Regions from separate parts of the Homo sapiens genome. Here region 1 is linked to region 2. A link is an interaction called in ENCODE POLR2A ChIA-PET data of the cell type or tissue named here. Cell type or tissue: OCI-LY7. All regions are shown on one strand. Each heading gives the region's core, and the rest is flanking DNA. Links, peaks and the distances in the headings are about the cores only. Region 1 overlaps SEPTIN6 (septin 6). Region 2 overlaps LOC107985694 (a long non-coding RNA gene).

Region 1 (8,329 bases), core at 316-8,315, 160 kb before region 2:
AACATCCTCTGATTCCTTTTTATGGCTGCATAGTATTCCATGGTGTATATGTACCACATTTTCTTTATCCAATCTATCATTGATGGGCATTTGAGTTGATTCTATGTCTTTCCTATTGTGAATAGTGTTGCAGTGAACATATGTGTGTGTGTATCTTTATAATAAAGTGATCTATAGGATTGCTGGGTCGAATGGCATTTCTGATTCTAGGTCTTTGAGGAATCACCACACTGTCTTCCACAGTGGTTGAAGTAATTTACATTCACACCAACAGTGTAAAAGCGTTCCTATTTTTCCACAGTCTCACCAGCAGCTGTTGTTTCTTGACATTTTAATAATCACCAGGCTCACATTTACCTCTTTCTCTGCCTCTTTGAGCTCCGCTTCTTTCTCTTTGACTCGCTGGACGAACATCTGTCTCATCTCCTCTTCTTTTTTCTGGAGTTCCCCTAGGAACTCGTTCCTTTTGGCCTCATATGTCTCCTGTAAACTGCGAACATGGTCAGGTTAATTCTTCTTCCTTTGGAATGATTCCTATTTGATAAAACTGGCCCCAAAGATCCTCACTGGGTTCCTCTGTCCTCCCTTCCCCAGTTGTGAGCCAGGTACAAAAATAGAACCACAAAGCTGTGGGCACCTGGCTTGGCCCATGACAGCATGCCCACAGGGATTCTGGAGGGGGATGGGGCAACCCTAGTGAACTGGAGAGACTTAGAATATCTGGTTCTATACTCTTGTTCTACGGATGAGAAAACTGAGGCCCAGAGAGGTGAGGTGTCTTACTCAAGGCCCCACGGCTAGTTAGAGGGAGAACTTTGACCAGAAGCTGAGTCTCCTGTCTCTTCATCTGGGTTTTCCCACTGCACAATGCTGCCAGGCCCTGGCTCTGAAACTGACCACATTAATGAACTATTTCAACAAATGCTTGAGGAGACTCCATATGTGCTAGACTCAGTACTAATTGACATGATGCTAGTCACTCAGCCTCTAGAGCCAACAGCCATCATACCTGCCATCAAGGAACTCATGGTCTAGTGGGAGATGCCCCTGGCCTAAGCTTATTTTTAAAGAAATAGGAGATAGGCTGGGTGCAGTGGCTCACGCCTGTAATTCCAGCACTCTGGGAGGCCAAGACGGGTGGATCACCTGAGGTCAGGAGTTCGAGACCAGCCTGGCCAACATGGTGAAACCCCATCTCTACTAAAAAATACAAAAAATTAGCCAGGCGTCGTAGTGGGCGCCAGTAATCCCAGCTACTCGGGAGGCTGAGGCAGGAGAATCACTTGAACCTGCTAGGCGAAGGTTGAAGTGAGCCGAGATTGCGCCACTGCACTCCAGCCTGTGTGACAGAGTGAGACTCCATCTCAAAAAAAAAAAAAAAAAAGCAATAGCCTGGTGAAGAAGAGGTGGAACTGTGATCCAAAGAGGGCAGCATGTAAGAAAGCAGGTGTGAAGAGAGAATGACATTCTTGGGGAGCCAGGTATGGTTCAACATGGCCAGAGAGCACCATGGCAGTGGTGGAGTAGAGGCAGACAAAGTTCCTGAGCCTGGAGGAAGAGAACAGGCTTTGAATGCCATATTTAAAAATTGGATATGTACACACTGCATGGTTTTAAAGCAGGAAGTAGTACTAGATCCAATTTGAAAATGAGAAGGACCATTCCGGCTGTGCTGTGGGAAGGATAGACTGTCCATCAATCCAAGTAAGAAGTGACAGGATCTTGGCCAGGTGTGGTGGCTCATGCCTGTAATCTCAGCACTTTGGGAGGCCAAGGTGGGTAGATCACTTGAGGTCAGGAGTTCAAGACCAGCCTGGCCAATATGGTGAAACCCCATCTCTAATAAAAATACAAAAATTAGCTGGGTGAGGTGGTGGGCGCCTGTAATCCCAGCTACTGGGGAGGCTGAGGCAGGAGAATCGCTTGAACCCGGGAAGCCAAGATTGCAGTGAGCCGAGATTGTGCCATTGTACTCCAGCCTGGGCGATAGAGCAAGACTCTGTCTCAAAAAAAAAAAAAAAAAAAGAAAGAAAAGAAAAGAAGAAGTGATAGGATCTTAATGTTAAGGGCTGGGAGGGAATGGAGGGAGCAGTAAGGGAAGCAGAACTCCCAGGACTTGGGAGGAGCCAAAGGTAATTCTGATTATCCTTGGGCAACCAGGTGGATGGTGGTATCATGAATGGCAACAGGGAATGTTGGAGACACATGCTTAAGAGGGCAGAAGATGAATTTGTACAGAGCTTGATTTTCGGGGAGGTCCTCTATGGGATGTCTGAGTGGACATCCAGGATGCAGTTGGATTAATGGGTTTAGACCTCAGAAGTAAGACTAGCTTGGGAACCATCTACTTCTAGGTGGTAATTAGGGCTGTGAGAGTAGAAAGAACCAGCTGCAAAGAGAACAGAAAGTGAAAGGAGCAGAGGCTCTAGGAAAGAATCCCGGGGGGTATATCAACATTTAAAGGAGTAAGGTGAAGAAAACGAGCCTGCAAAGGAGGCTGAGAAGAAATAGTAGGAGAGATAGGAATAGAATCAGCCAGGCCAGTGCTAGAAAAGCCAAAGGCAGAGAGCATTTCAAGGAGGCAGTGGGGAATGGCATAAAGTGCTGCGTTGATATCAAATAAGATGGAAACCAAAGGCCACATTGAACTTGGCCACAAGTCTGCGATTCCTGGCCTTGGAGAGAGGCATTTGAGTGGTTATGCTGGGGACAGAAGCCAGACTGCAGTGGATTGAGGAATGAATGAGAGATGGGGAAGAGGAACCAGTAAACATAGAACAACTCTTTCTCCTCATCCTGTCAAGGACTTCTTGACAGGACAGAGGCTGGTAAGAAAGAGCAGGGTTAAGGGAGAGTTTCTTCAGCACAAGAATGCTTACATGCAGCATGGGAAGGAGCTGGCAGAGAAGGAGTGAAGAAGGCGAAGACACAGGAAACAGAGGTATTCAGGATGGAGTGAAGGAGGAGGGAAGGAGACAAAATGACCAGGTGGAGGCACACCTACTCCTCTACAAATGCAGATGAAAGCTGCAGGTGGGGAAGACAGCCAGGGAGCTCCCACCAGAAAAAGACAAGCATGGCTTCCCCCAGCCCCACCTGTCAGTATATAGGGCATGAGCCTGTCCCTCCTGAAGCAAATATCCCCAAGGGACTGGTTAGGCTCTGACTCCAGGCCAGCTTTAGGCTGTGCACAGGTAGAGTAAGATCTCAGAGGCTCTTTGAAAGCCTTTTTAACTGGTAGACATCTCCCTCACTTGCTTATTAATGCCTGACCACCATAAAGGGCACCACGTGGTAATTTCAACTGTGGGGCTTATTTCACACATCACGCATATAGATCAGACACTTCTACTTGGCGCATTACTCCTCTCTGCATAATAACCTGCTTTCAAAAACATTCCCCTTCTCTAAAAGCATTCTGATTTAAGAAATATGGCAGTGATGATCAACATCCTGCGGTCAAAACAGAACTTGCACTTGAATGCAGACACTAAGGACAGCAATTGGAGAGCCTGCAGTTCATCGATGCATGGCAAGGGCATGCTACCTGGTCCTATCTGGGTTTGAGAATGGGGAAATGGGTAAAGAACAGACTAGAAACCTGTCTGAGCGCCAGGAGCCTGATGAAGAAAGAGGGGCAGAGGACAGTTACCAACTGCCACCTCGTGGAACAGGGCCCCAGCTTGGGGATTCCCCCCAGCGCAGCTGCTTGGAGCTGTCATGGATGCGTGCATGTGTGTGTGGTGATCAGCCTTGCTGGTCCTCTGGGCATCCTCCCTTCCCTTGCCCTTAAAAGCAAGGCGGCGGTACTTCCCAAGCCTGCTCCCCACAGCTCTCCTGGCAGGTGTGCAGAGGCAAAGGGTGAACAGGCAAGCAGAACTGGCAAGTGAGTCGCCCCTGCTCCTTGAGGTCTTAGCACCCGTGTCTCGCCTCCCCTGTGAATTCTCCAGGGGAAGGCTTCCACACCACCTGAGTGGGCTGAGCTGAGCTGGGCTGGGCTGGGCTGGGCTGGCAGGAGCGGTACCTGAAGGGTTTGCTGTCAGGGTCGGTGTCCTTGAAGCCCATCTCCTCCAGCTTACAGCGGCGATACAGCTCATAGTGCCGGGTGTGGGTCTGCTCCCGCAGATCCTCCATGTTGACCCGAATCAGCATCTCCCGCAGCTTCACAAAGTCGCAGTGGGCCTCGTTTTCAACTGCATAGCAGGATTTGGGGTATTGAAAGTATGTTGAAAGGAAGGCCAGCAGAAGCAGAAATGGATGAAACGAGAGGCAAAATGTCTAACAGTGACGTTGCCTTGCAATCTGTGTATTTAGATCCTGCAAATTTACCTCCTCTCTTTTCTACTGAAAATGTAAATGAAAGGTTACAAAAATGCCAGTAATGAAAAACTGTGATATCATAAAAATACTTATTAAGACAGTCAGTAGCACCACAATCTAAATTCAGCAGTCAGAACCCTCAAAAGAATGTTTGGTCTGCACCACTTGTAGGACAACAGCATATATGCATCTGTCCATCCATCCATCCATCCATCCACTCATCCATCCATCCATCTATCCATCCATCCATCCATCCATCCATCCATCCACTCATCCATCCATCCATCCATCCATCTATCCATCCATCCATCCACTCATCCATCCATCTATCTATCCATCCATCCATCCATCCATCCATCCATCCATCCATCCATCCAATCAATATTTGTGGAATCTCTGTTCCCAGTATTGTGTGAGGCACTGGGAATTCAGAAACGAAGTGATGGAATCTTGCTCTCAGGAGCTTATAGTTTAGAGGAAGAATAGATACAAATAGACAAATACAATTCAGTGCACAACTACAAAAATAGAGGGATAGCCAAGTTGCAATAAAGCTCAGAAGAGGGGAACCTAAGAACTCCTGGGAAAGTGAAGACTTCACCGAAGAGAAAATCTCTAAGATGACTCTGGAAGGAAGAATAGCAATTTATCAGCCAGAGAAGGGAATGGTGTTTGCAAAGTGTCAATGAGGCTAGGCAAGGTTATGTAGCTAGTAAGTTGCAGAATTAGGGTTCAAACCCAGGCAATGTAGGGGAGGTGACAAAGTCTCCAAAGAATAAGGGGAAAGAACTAGGATATTGATAGATGACAGTGACAAGGAGGGGTGTGGACCGCAGGCATGGCCCACCTGGATGGTAGAAGCTTCCAAGGAGGTGGTTTCTTTAGAAGGTAGATAATGGCCTGACAGTAGCAGTGGTGACTAGGAGCAAGGGGACCCCACTTTCTGGCCTGTGTGAACAAGTCCCCTCCTCAAAAGAGTGCAAGCAAAGGTCTGCAATTTGGGGCAGTGGTCAAGAATGACAGATGTGGACCAAGTCATAGCAAAATCGATTTCTGGCTGGACCAGGTCACGAGGAGCACTTTGTCAAGGTGGCTACAGGTATGGCTTCACTGTGTCGGATGGTGGTATTTGCCCTGAACAAGTAGGAAAAATGGTGTCTGAAGTGAACAGGCAATCACCCCAGATTCTGTCTTGCAGGGTCTGGAAGAGGGTAGTGAGGGCAGAGAAGGGTCTGGGATAAGTGGGTCAGCCATAGTTGAAGCAGACTACCTTGTGGTCATTAATCTTTCCAAAGCCCGAATCAGCTCACATAATCCCTCTGCTTAAGACCCACTGAATTAGGAATAAAGCCCCCTGCTGTCATAGAACACAGGCTAATATTAAAGATGACATCAGTAAGACAACTTCTCAGGACTATGCTATATGCCATCTCCTCCTCCATCTCTGGACAGTGATCTCTAATGGTGAGTCAGAAGGAGTGCCTCCGAGGGCCCTGCAGGCTGCCTGAGCAATATACAACTTCTTCCTCATTCAAGCGGAACAGTCAACTTAGACTTACAAGAAAAACTTTCAAAACCCCCTTTTCTGTTTAGGTTCAGAGTAGTCCACATCAGATGAAATAAGTCATTGGAACCATGTCTACTGGCTTCTCCTCGTCTCACTTCAGGTTCCTGTTTCTCAGACCACAAGTCCATTCCCAGGGTGGGACACTGTGGGTCCAGAAACCATTTGCAAACGTTCCTAGTGGAGCATCCCCAGCTCCGAACAGCAGAGAAGACCAGAACTTAGCACAGCTCTGATAACCAGTCTTGTCCTACCTATGGAAAATCCAGCTATTGCCAGTGGGTGTGTGGGGTGTCCTAAAACATGCCAGCCTTCGTATGTGATGTGGACAACTCGCCATCCACTTTCAGGTGTTTCCCCAGTGGTAGGGATGAGTTTACAGAGAACCAGCCACTCTTTCACACGATGCCCCTATCAGCCACGGCCCAGTTTCTAGCTGTAGACTCTGAGGACCAGAGACCTCTTCTACCCACAGCGCCATCCTTGGCCTTGTCTTGTGCACTGAACTGACTAGCCCTGAGGGTAAGTTAACATATGTCAGGCAGATCACAGAAGGAACTTTCCTGAGTGTAATACAATATGTCTAATTGCTTTTCAATTGTGAAATAATCATACATACAAAGAGCATGAAATGTGTATGTACAATTTAAAGAATTTTTGAAAAATTAACACCAATGTCTCCACAACTCAGGTTAAACATTACCAGTACCTTGGAAGCCCCTGAGTGCCCTTTCCCAATCTCATCCCCCTCTATCCCTCAACTCCCCTGGCAGAGACTTAATCCTTCTCCTGACTTTGGGGATTATCATTCCTTTGTTTTTCTTTATAGTTTTACCTCTTATGTATGCATTCCTAAGAATATATATCTTGTTTAGTTTTGCCTCCTTTTGGAATTCATACAAAGGGAATCCAATGGTATGTTTCTTTCTTTCTTTTTTTTTGAATCTCACTCTGTCGCCCAGGCTGGAATGCAGTGGCAAAATCTCAGCTCACTGCAATCTCTACCTCCCGGGTTCAAGCGATTCTCCTGCCTCAGCCTCCTGAGTAGCTGGGACTACAGGCACATGCCACCATACCTGACTAATTTTTTTTTTTTTGTATTTTTAGTAGAAACGGGGTTTCACCATGTTGGCCAGGCTGGTCTCGAGCTCCTGACCTCAGGTGATCCGCCTTCTTCGGCCTCCCAGAGTGCTAGAATTACAGGAGTGAGCCACCGCGCCCAGCCCCAACACGTAGTTTTTTTAAATCCCTTATCCCCCTCCCACCCTCCCACTATCCAGTCTTTTTTTTTTTTTTTTTTTTTTTTGTATTTTTAGTAGAGATGGGGTTTCACCATGTTGGCCAGGATGGTCTCAATCTCCTGACCTCGTGATCCGCCCGCCTCGGCCTCCCAAAGTGCTGGGATTACAGGCGTGAGCCACTGTGCCCGGCCTATCCAGTCTATTTTAAAGAATATCTGAATTGTTTGTAATTATTTGTCATTACAAACAACACTACTGTGAACATTCTTCAGGTGCACTTGGGCAAGAACACATGCTTTTTCGCACACTCCTTCCTACCTTGCAAGTCCTTGTGTTTTAGGAATACCTTTCCCATTAGAAATTAGAGGGAGCTTGCTCCCATCAGAGCATCCCAGTATGGAGCCAGAGTTAGCTTGCTAGTGACCCCTATGGCTATTTGGGACCCATGCCGAATGAGCAGAGACTTGGGACAATTTAGAAACTTGTCATATAGTGGCTGGGGACAAACAAAGAGACAGACAAAAGGGGCTTCCTGTGTGTAGCCCTTCCCGGAGACTCACTCACCCTGCACAGTGCCCCAAGGATACTGCCGCGCCCTCATCATCTTGTTGCCTATCTTCAGTTCTTCTGTGCTGCCAATGACAGCAAACGGCAGGTGGGCCTGAAACCGAAGGCAAACGAAAGCTGAGAACTGCAGAAGAAAGGCACTGAGTGTTACACAACCCAACTGCTGTTCGTCTCTGGGGCCCCAGGCCCTCACCCTGCAATGTCCCTCACTGTCATCATCACCAACAAGCATTTATTAAGTTCCCAAACCATGTGAGGATAAGAGGCCTAGTCCAAGCCTCTGCTGTTCAGAAATTCACAATAGAGGGTAACAATGACATGGCTGAATGCATAGGGAACAAAGAGAGAAAATAAGCAGAATAATAAGCAGACACACAGATTACCAAACTATTCGCTATTCATAGTTACTGCTGAGGGGAAGAGCCTTTGGAAGAAGGGGAAGTGGAATGAGGGGGGTTCTGTGTGGATAGAGAGGATAAAGGAGTACCAAAGGGTCTGGGATCACTGGCCCTTCTCCCTCCCTGGCATGCAAGAGCCCCAAGACTAGGTCCATACTGAGACCACACAGCCAACTGAGCTGTACTCTCCTTGTTCTCATCCTTCCCCGGAGAAAGAGCTCACATTGAACTTGTGAGCC
Region 2 (8,329 bases), core at 118-8,117:
GTTAGACAACAAATATGTAAATTACATGGCACATCAGAAGGAGGTGTCATCAAGAAAAGCAAAGCAGGGGCCAGGTGCAGTGGCTAACACCTGTAATCCCAGCATTTTGGAAGGCTGGGGAAGGAGGAATAGTTGAGACCAGGAGTTTTAGATCAGCCTGGACAACATAGTGAGACTCTCTACAAAAAATACAAAATTTAGCCACTGGATGTGGTGGCACGTGCCCGTAGCTCCAGCTACTTGGAAGGCGAGAAGGGAGGAGCGCTTGAGCCCAGGAGTTCGAGGCTGCAGTGAGCCATGATTGTGCCACTGCACTCCAGCCTGAGCAACAGAGTGAGACCCTGTCTCAAAACAAACAAAAAATTGAGGGCTGGGCGCGGTGGCTCACGCCTATAATCCCAGCACTTTGGGAGGCCGAGGCGGGTGGATCACGAGGTCAGGAGTTCGAGACCAGCCTGACCAACATGGTGAAATCTCGTCTCTACTAAAAATACAAAAAATTAGCCGGGTGTGGTGGTGGCGCCTGTAATCCCAGCTACTCGGGAGGCTGAGGCAGGAGAATCGCTTGAACCCGGGAGGTGGAGGTTGCAGTGAGTGGAGATCATGCCACTGTACTTCAGCCTGGTGACAGAGGGAGACTCCGTCTCAAAAAAAAAAAAAAAAAAATTGAGAAAGGGTGGCATGAAAGGTAGAAGGAAAACCAGCAAGAAGTGCTCTTTCTAAAAGCAGTAAGAATTAAAAGGATAATTGACATAAGCACTTAAAAGCTTATTTGCTGCTGCTTCTGGTCACCAGAAAGAAAATGCTTGCTCTTAAATAAATGAGCAATAAAAATCCAAAAAATCCAAGTTAAAAAATGTATATTTGGAAAAATGGCCGGGCGTGGTGGCTCCCACCTGTAATCCCAGCACTTTGGGAGGCTGAGGCGGGTGGATCAACTTAGATCAGGAGTTCGAGACCAGCCTGGCCAACATGGCAGAACCCTGTCTCTACTAAAAATACAAAAATTAGCCGGGAATGGTGGCACACCTGCAATCACAGCTATTCAGGAGGCTGAGGCAGGAGAATTGCTTGAACCTAGGAGGTGGAAGTTTCAGTGAGCCGAGATCGCACCATTGCACTTCAGCCTGGGCAACAGAGTGAGACCCTGTCTCAAAAAAAAAAAAAAAGTTGGAAAAAAATAATGCAGCAATAAAAAATAATACAAATATAGACAGGTGTGGCAGCATGCACCTGTAGTCCTAGCTACTTGGGAGGCTGCGGTAGGCAGATTGCTTGATCCCAGGAGTTCAAGTCCAGCCTGGGCAATGTAGTGAGACCCTATCTCTAAAAATAAATACAAATGAAAAACAATACAGTATAATAATTATTTACATAGCATTTACACTACATTAGGTATTATAAGTAAACAAGAGATGACTTAAAGTATACAGGAGGATGTGTGTAGGTTATATGCAAATATTACATAATTTTATATAAAGGACTTGGACATCAGTGGGTTTTGGTATTAAAGAGATCCTGGAACCAATCCTTCATGGATACTGAGAGACGATTATATCTGCAAAGGTGTAGATGCTAAGAACAGGTATCCAGGGCCTCCCAGAGCCAGCCTAGGAGTCTGAGCTTTATCCTGGGGACCAACAATTTGCAGACTTCTTTTTTTTTCTTTCTTTTATTTTTATTTTTTTGAGACAGAGTCTCGCTCTGTCGCCTAGGCTGGAGTGCAATGGTATTATCTCCACTCACTGCAACCTCCACCTCCCTGGTTCAAGCAATTCTCCTGCCTCAGCCTCCCAAGTGGCTGGGATTACAGACACATGCTACCATCCCCAGCTAATTTTTGTATTTTTAGTAGAGATGGGTTTCACCATGTTGGCCAGTCTGGTCTCAAACTCCTGACCTCAAGTGATCCACCCGCCTCAGCCTCCCAAAGTGCTGGGATTACAGGCGTGAGCCACCACGCCCGATGTAGTTTGCAGACTTCTTTAACAGAATGGCTCTTTGTTTTAAAAGCCATTTTATATAGAAACTCACCATTGACTCTTCTCTGTTACACCCTTAATCCAGTCTCAGCAAATCCTGTCAGCTGTCTCAAAAATGTTTCTCGAATTCAGTGCTCATTTCCCCCACCGTCGTTCATCTCTCACTTGGATTACTGCAAAATCCTTCAAACTCTTCCCCCTTCTTCTGGCCCTGCCCCTCTACAGTTTCTTCTCAACACAGCAGTCAATGACCCTGTTAAAACCTAAGCCTGATCATGTCACTGTATTTAGTGGCTCCTTTTTATTTTTCATTTTTTTGAGACTAAGTCTTGCTCTGTCACCCAGGCTGGAGCGCAGTGGCATGATCTCAGGTCACTGCAACCTCCACCTCCTGAGTTCAAGTGATTCCTGTGCCTCAGCCTCTCAAATGGCTGGGACTACAGGCACATGCCACCACACCCGGCTAATTTTTGTGTTTTTAATAGAGATGGGGGTGTATGTTGGCCATGTTGGTCTTGAACTCCTGAGCTCAAGGGATCTGCCCCCTTCTGCCTCCCAAAGTGCTGGGATTGCAGGCATGAGCCACTGTGCCTGGCCTATTTAGTGGTTCTTAATGGCTCATTTCACTCCAGTAAATATCTAAGTGCCCCAGCCTGGGCGACATAGGGAGACCCTGTCGCTACGAAACGTTAAAAAATTAGCCGGATGTCGGGGCACACACCTGTGGTCTCAGCTATTCAGGAGGCTGAGGTGGGAGGATTGCTTGAGCCCGGAAGGTCAAGGCTGCAGTAAGATGAGATCACACCACTGTACTCCAGCCTGAGTAACAGAGCAAGACTCTATCTCCAAAAAAAATATAAAAAGAAGAAAAAAATTAAAGATTCAAGTTCTCACAACAGGCATACGCTTCCACATCAGCCCCTTCCACCTCACCTCTGTGACCTTATCTCCCACTGCTCTCACCATCAGTTCACTGGGCTTTGGCCATACTGGGCAGTTCTCAGCTCAGGGCCTTTGCACTTGCTCTTCTCGCTACCTGGAAGCTCTTCCCCTAGATGTCCCCACGCCTTCATGGCTTCCTTCATCAGTCTCCTTAGGTCTTTTTTCCAATGTCACCTCAGTGAGGCTTTCCCTAACCACTCTATCTATCTAAAATTGCAGCTCGGCCGGGCGCGATGGCTCACGCCTGTAATCCCAGCACTTTGGGAGGCTGAGGCGGGCAGATCATGAGGTCAGGAGTTCGAGACCAGCCTGGCCAACATGGTGAAACCCCATCTCTACTGAAAATACAAAAAATTAGCTGGGCATGATAGTGTGTGCCTGTAATCCCAGCTACTCAGGAGGCTTAGACAGGAGAATTGCTTGAACCGGGACTCGGGAGGTGGAGGTTACAGTGAGCTGAGATCATGCCACTCCACTCCAGCCTGGGAGACAGAGGGACACTCTGTCTCAAAAATAAAATAAAGTAAAATAAAATAAAATAAAGTAAAATTGCAAACCCCAGGTCGGGCGCAGTGGCTCACACCTATAATCCCAGCATTTTGGGAGGTCAAGGCCCAGCATTCTGGGCTTGAGCCCAGAAGTTTGAGACCATCCTGGGCAACATGGTGAGACCTCCGCCTCTACAAGAAAAATGCAAAGATTAGCTGGGTGTGGTGGCACATGCCTGTAGTCCCAGCTACTCAGGAAGCTGAGGTGGGAGGCTCACCTGAGCCTGGGGAGTTCGAGGCTACAGTCAGCAGTGATTGAGCCACTGCACTCCAGCCTGGGTGACAGAGTGAGACTCTCTCTAAAAAAAATTTGCAACCCCTGGCCCCCACTCAGCACTCCCTACCCCTACTACTGCTTTATTTTTCTCCATATTACTTACCTGAGATAACATATATTTTATTTATTGTTTGACTCCCTGCCTAGAATGTAAGCTCCATGAGGTCATGGATTGTGTATTTTGTTCACTGCTGTATTCCCTGAGCCTGGAACAGTGCCTGACACATAGTAGATGCGCAGTAAATATTTGGTGAATGAATGAACAAACGCTAATACATCAAAGAGACAACATCAAAGAACAGACTCCACAGGGCAGTTTACATCTTCATTGTTTGGCCCGACCCTTCTTGTTTGAGGGTGGATTTTCAAAATTACTGCTGAAGGCAATTGGGAGCCTTGAAAGCTTTTAAAGGGTAAGAGTAAGTGGCAATTATATATTTGTTGTTGTTGATGTTGTTGTTTTTGGAGGCAGGGTCTTGCTCTATCACCCCGGCTGGAGTGCAGTGGTATATTCTCAGCTCCCTGCAACCCCCACTTCCCCGGCTCAAGCCATCCTCCAACCTCAGGCCCCTAAGTAGCTGGGACTACAGGTGCGTGCTGCCAACCCAATTTTTTGTATTTTGGTAGAGACGGGGTCTCACCACATTGTCCAGGCTGATCTCGAACTCCTGACTTCAAGCGATCTCACCTCGGCCTCCCAAAGTGCTGGGATTACAGGCATAAGCCACCGTGCCTGGCCAATTATGTAAGTATTTTAAAAAGATCCTTTGGCCAGCTGGAGAGTAGATGGGGATGGGGACAATAGTGGAAACAAGAAGGCTCGTGGGGGCGGTTGTTAAAATTATGCTTTTTTTTTTTTGAAACAGAGTCTCGCTCTTGTCGCCTAGGCTGGAGTGCAGTGGCACGATCTCGGCTCACTGTAACCTCCGCCTCCCAGGTTCAAGCAGTTCTCCTGCCTCAGCCTCTGGAGTAGCTGGGATTACAGACACCTACCACCATGCCCGCTAATTTTTGTATTTTTAGTAGAGACGGGGTTTCGCCATGTTGGCCAGGCTGGTCTCCAACTCCTGACCTCAGGTGATCTGCCCGCCTCAGCCTCCCAAAGTGCTGGGATTACAGGCATGAGCCACCACGCCTGGTCAGCAAACTTTTTCTGATAGTAAATATTTTAGGCTTTGCAGATGACATACAGTGTCTGTTGCGACTACTCAACTCTGCTGTTGCAGGATGAAAGCTGCAGGACAATATGTAAATGAACGGTGTGGCTGGGTTCCAAGAAAACTTTAGTTACAGATACTAAAATTTAAATTCAATAGAATTGTCATGTGTCCCAAAATATTCTTTTGATTTTTTTCAACCATTCAAAAATACAGAAACCATTCTTAGCTCTCAGGCTGTACAAAAACACGCAGTGGCCAGGTTTGGTCCATAGGCTGTAATTTGCTGAGCCTAGGCCTAGATAATTATGTCAAGACTCTCCTCTCCCTCCTCAAACCTGCAACCCTTCTTCCTCCATTCTCACACTCAGTTGAGGACCTGGCTTCCTAGTCACTGAGAAAATTTAAGCAATCACAAGAGAACTCCCACAGCCCATCCACACATGCTATCTGCCAACACCTCCACGTGACTATTCCCCCATCCCTCTGTTACTGTGAATGAAACGTTTGAACTATGTCCGGCCTGTCTGCTCGCTTGTGCCCTAGATCCAAACCTCTCTCGCCCATTCAACAACCCTGCTCTGACTAGTCTTCCCTTTCTGTCCTTGCTGTTCACTGCATTATTCCCATCAACATACAAATAAATATGCTGTCATCTTAAAAAAGCTGCTTTTTACTCCAACTCCCTTGCCAGCTACTTCTTCTTCTCCTTCCCTTTACAACAAAACCCTGGTAAAGATTTGTCTTCATTCACTGTTTCCAACTTCTCTCCCATTCTTTAAGTGAGATACAATTCACGTAATATGAAAATCACCGTTTTTTTATTTTATTTTATTTTTGAGACAGAGTCTTGCTCTGTCAGGCTGGAGTGCAATGGCGTGATCTCAGCTCACTGCAACCTCGGCCTCCCGAGTTCAAGCGATTCTCCTGCCCCAACCTCCCAAGTAGCTGGGATTACAGGCATGCACCACCACACCCAGCTAATTTTTGTATTTTTAGTAGAGGCAGGGTTTCACCATGTTGGCCACGCTGGTCTTGAACTCCTGACCTCAGGTGATCTGCCCACCTCGGCCTCCCAGAGTGCTGGGATTACAGGTGTCAGCCACCGCACCGGCCACTATTTTATTTTATTTTATTTATTTTTGAGATAGAGTCTCTGTCACCCAGGCTGGAGTGCAGTGGCATGAACTCAGCTCACTGCAACCTCCGCCTCCTGGGTTCTAGTGATTCTCCTACCTCAGCCTCCCAAGTAGCTGGGATTACAGGCATGTGCCACCACGCCTGGCTAATTTTGTATTTTTAGTGGAGATGGGGTTTTGCCATGTTGGCCCAGCTGGTCTTGAACTCTTGACCTCAGGTGATCCACCCGCCTCAGCCTCCCAAAGTGCTAGGATTACAGATGTGAGCCACCGTGCCTGGCCTAGCAGTCACTCTTTCATTCCCACTCTTCTCTCAGCCCTAGGAAACCACTAATCTATTTTCCGTCTCTGTGGATTTGCCTATTCTGGATATTTTATATAAATGGAGACACAATATGTAGCCTTTTGTGTCTGCTTTCTTTCACTTAGCATAATGTTTTCAAGGTTCATCCATGTTGTAGCATGAATCAGTATTTCATTTTTTTTAGAAGTGGGGTCTCACTATATTGCCCAGGCTGGTCTTGAACTCCTGAGCTCAAGCAATCATCCCACCTTGGCCTCCCAAAGTGCTAGAATTACAGGTGTGAGGCACTGTGCCAGGCCAACATTTTTTATTTTTTTTAATAGAGACAGGGTCTCACTATGTTGCCCAGGCTAGTCTCGAACTCCTAAGTTCAAGTGATGCTCCCACCTCAGCCTCCCAAATGCTAGGATTACCTGGAAGAGCTCTCATGCCCGGCTCATTTTTCTTTCTCTTTCTCTTTCTTTTTTTTTCTTTCTTTCTTTCCTTTCTCCTTTTTTTCTTTCTTTCCTTCCTTCTTTCCTTCTTTCCTTTCCTTCCTTCTTTCCTTCCTTCCTCCCTCCCTCTTCTCTCTCCCTCCTTTCCTTCCTTTTTTCCTTCCTTCCTTCTTTCATTCCTCCCTCCCTCCCTCTCTCCTTCCCTCTTTCCTTCCTCCTTCCCTCCCTCTCACTCTTTTCCTTGCTTCCTTTTCTTTCTCTTTTTCTTTTTCTTTCTCTCTCTTTCTCTTTCCCTCCCTCCCTCCTTCTCTTTCCCTCCCTCCCTCCTTCTTTCTTTTTTCTTTCTCCTTCCTTCTTTCCTTATTTCCTTTTCCTTCCTTCCTTCTTCTCTTTCCCTTCCTTTCTCCCTCCCTCCCTTTTCTTTCTCTTTTCTTTCCTTCCTTTCTCTTTCTCCTTCCTTCCTCCTCCTTTTTCTCTTTCTCCCTTTCTCTCCTTCCTTCCTTCTTTCCTTTTTTCCTTCCTTCCTTTCTTCCCTCCCTCCCTCCCTCCCTTTTCTTTCTTTCCCTTCCTCCCTCCCTCCCTTTCTTTCCTCTTTTCTTTCTTTTTCCTTCCTTCCTTCCTTTCCATTTTTTTCCTCCTTCCTTTCTTTCTTCTTGACAGAGTCTTGCTCTCTTGCCCAGGCTGGAGTGCACTGGTGTGATCTTGGCTCACTGCAACCTCTGCCTCCTGGGTTCAAGCAATTCTCCTGACACAGCCTCCTGAGTAGCTGGGACCACAGGCTTGTGCCAACACGCCTGGCTGACTTTTGTATTTTTAATATTTTTTCTTTTTTTTTTTTTTTGGTGTTTATTTTTTTGAGACAGAGTCTCAGTCTGTCACCCAGGCAGCAGTGCAGTGGCGCGATCTTGGCTCACTGCAACCTCCATCTCTCAGGTTCAAGCAATTCTCCTGCCTCAGCCTCCCAAGTAGCTTGGATTGCAGATGTGCACTACCACGCCCGGCTAATTTTTGTATTTTTAGTAGGGGTGGGGTTTCACCATGTTGGCCAAGCTGGTCTTGAAGTCCTGACCTCAAGTGATCCTCCCGCCTCGGCCTCCCGAAGTGCTGGCATTTCAAGCATGAGCCACCACGCCCAGCCGTATTTTTAGTGGCCAACCTTGCTGGCCACTCCTCCTCCTTGAAACACTTTTCTCTTGGATTAAGTAACACCGGAGTCTTCTGGTATTTCTCCTACTCTGGCTATTCTTTCTGTCTTTGTAGATACATTTCCTTACCTCTGTGTAATGTTAAGAGTTCTTTAAGGCTGGGCCCTAGGTCTGCTTCTGTTCCTACTTCACTCTCTCCCCATAAAGTGACAGAATCCATGGTCATGACTTCAATGGACCCCTAAAAATGGATGAATTCCAAATCCATACATCCATTTCCCACCTGCCATTCACCCCTCACTATAACATGGTTTCTATCTCTTTTAGGTCATCAGTTTCATTAGTTCACTAATGAAATCACGACTGCCAAATCCAATGAACACTTCCATTTCTTGTCTTCC

The links. Peaks named below come from ENCODE experiments on the same cell type or tissue, not always from the same donor. Only the 100,000 strongest peaks of a DNase experiment are listed, where the experiment ranks them.
Region 1: POLR2A ChIA-PET joins it to region 2 with 6 read pairs; 7 of 35 experiments call an interaction of 5 or more read pairs at or near these places.

What each region holds. Positions count from the first base shown.
Region 1 is chrX:119,633,003-119,641,331 of GRCh38, forward strand. It overlaps SEPTIN6 (septin 6), which reads right to left. Exons shown (of 11, transcript NM_145799.4): 6 at 7,690-7,786; 7 at 4,025-4,193; 8 at 358-490. Among named protein-coding and RNA genes, the nearest start is that of MIR766, 9.7 kb to the right of the region's middle. RefSeq lists enhancers at 5,690-5,809, 6,320-6,369. In OCI-LY7, for the core only: no CTCF peak of the experiment used is centred there; no DNase peak of the experiment used is centred there; H3K27ac peaks cover 527 bases.
Region 2 is chrX:119,794,827-119,803,155 of GRCh38, forward strand. All of the region lies in intron 2 of LOC107985694 (a long non-coding RNA gene), which reads left to right. Among named protein-coding and RNA genes, the nearest start is that of RPL39, 7.4 kb to the left of the region's middle. In OCI-LY7, for the core only: no CTCF peak of the experiment used is centred there; no DNase peak of the experiment used is centred there.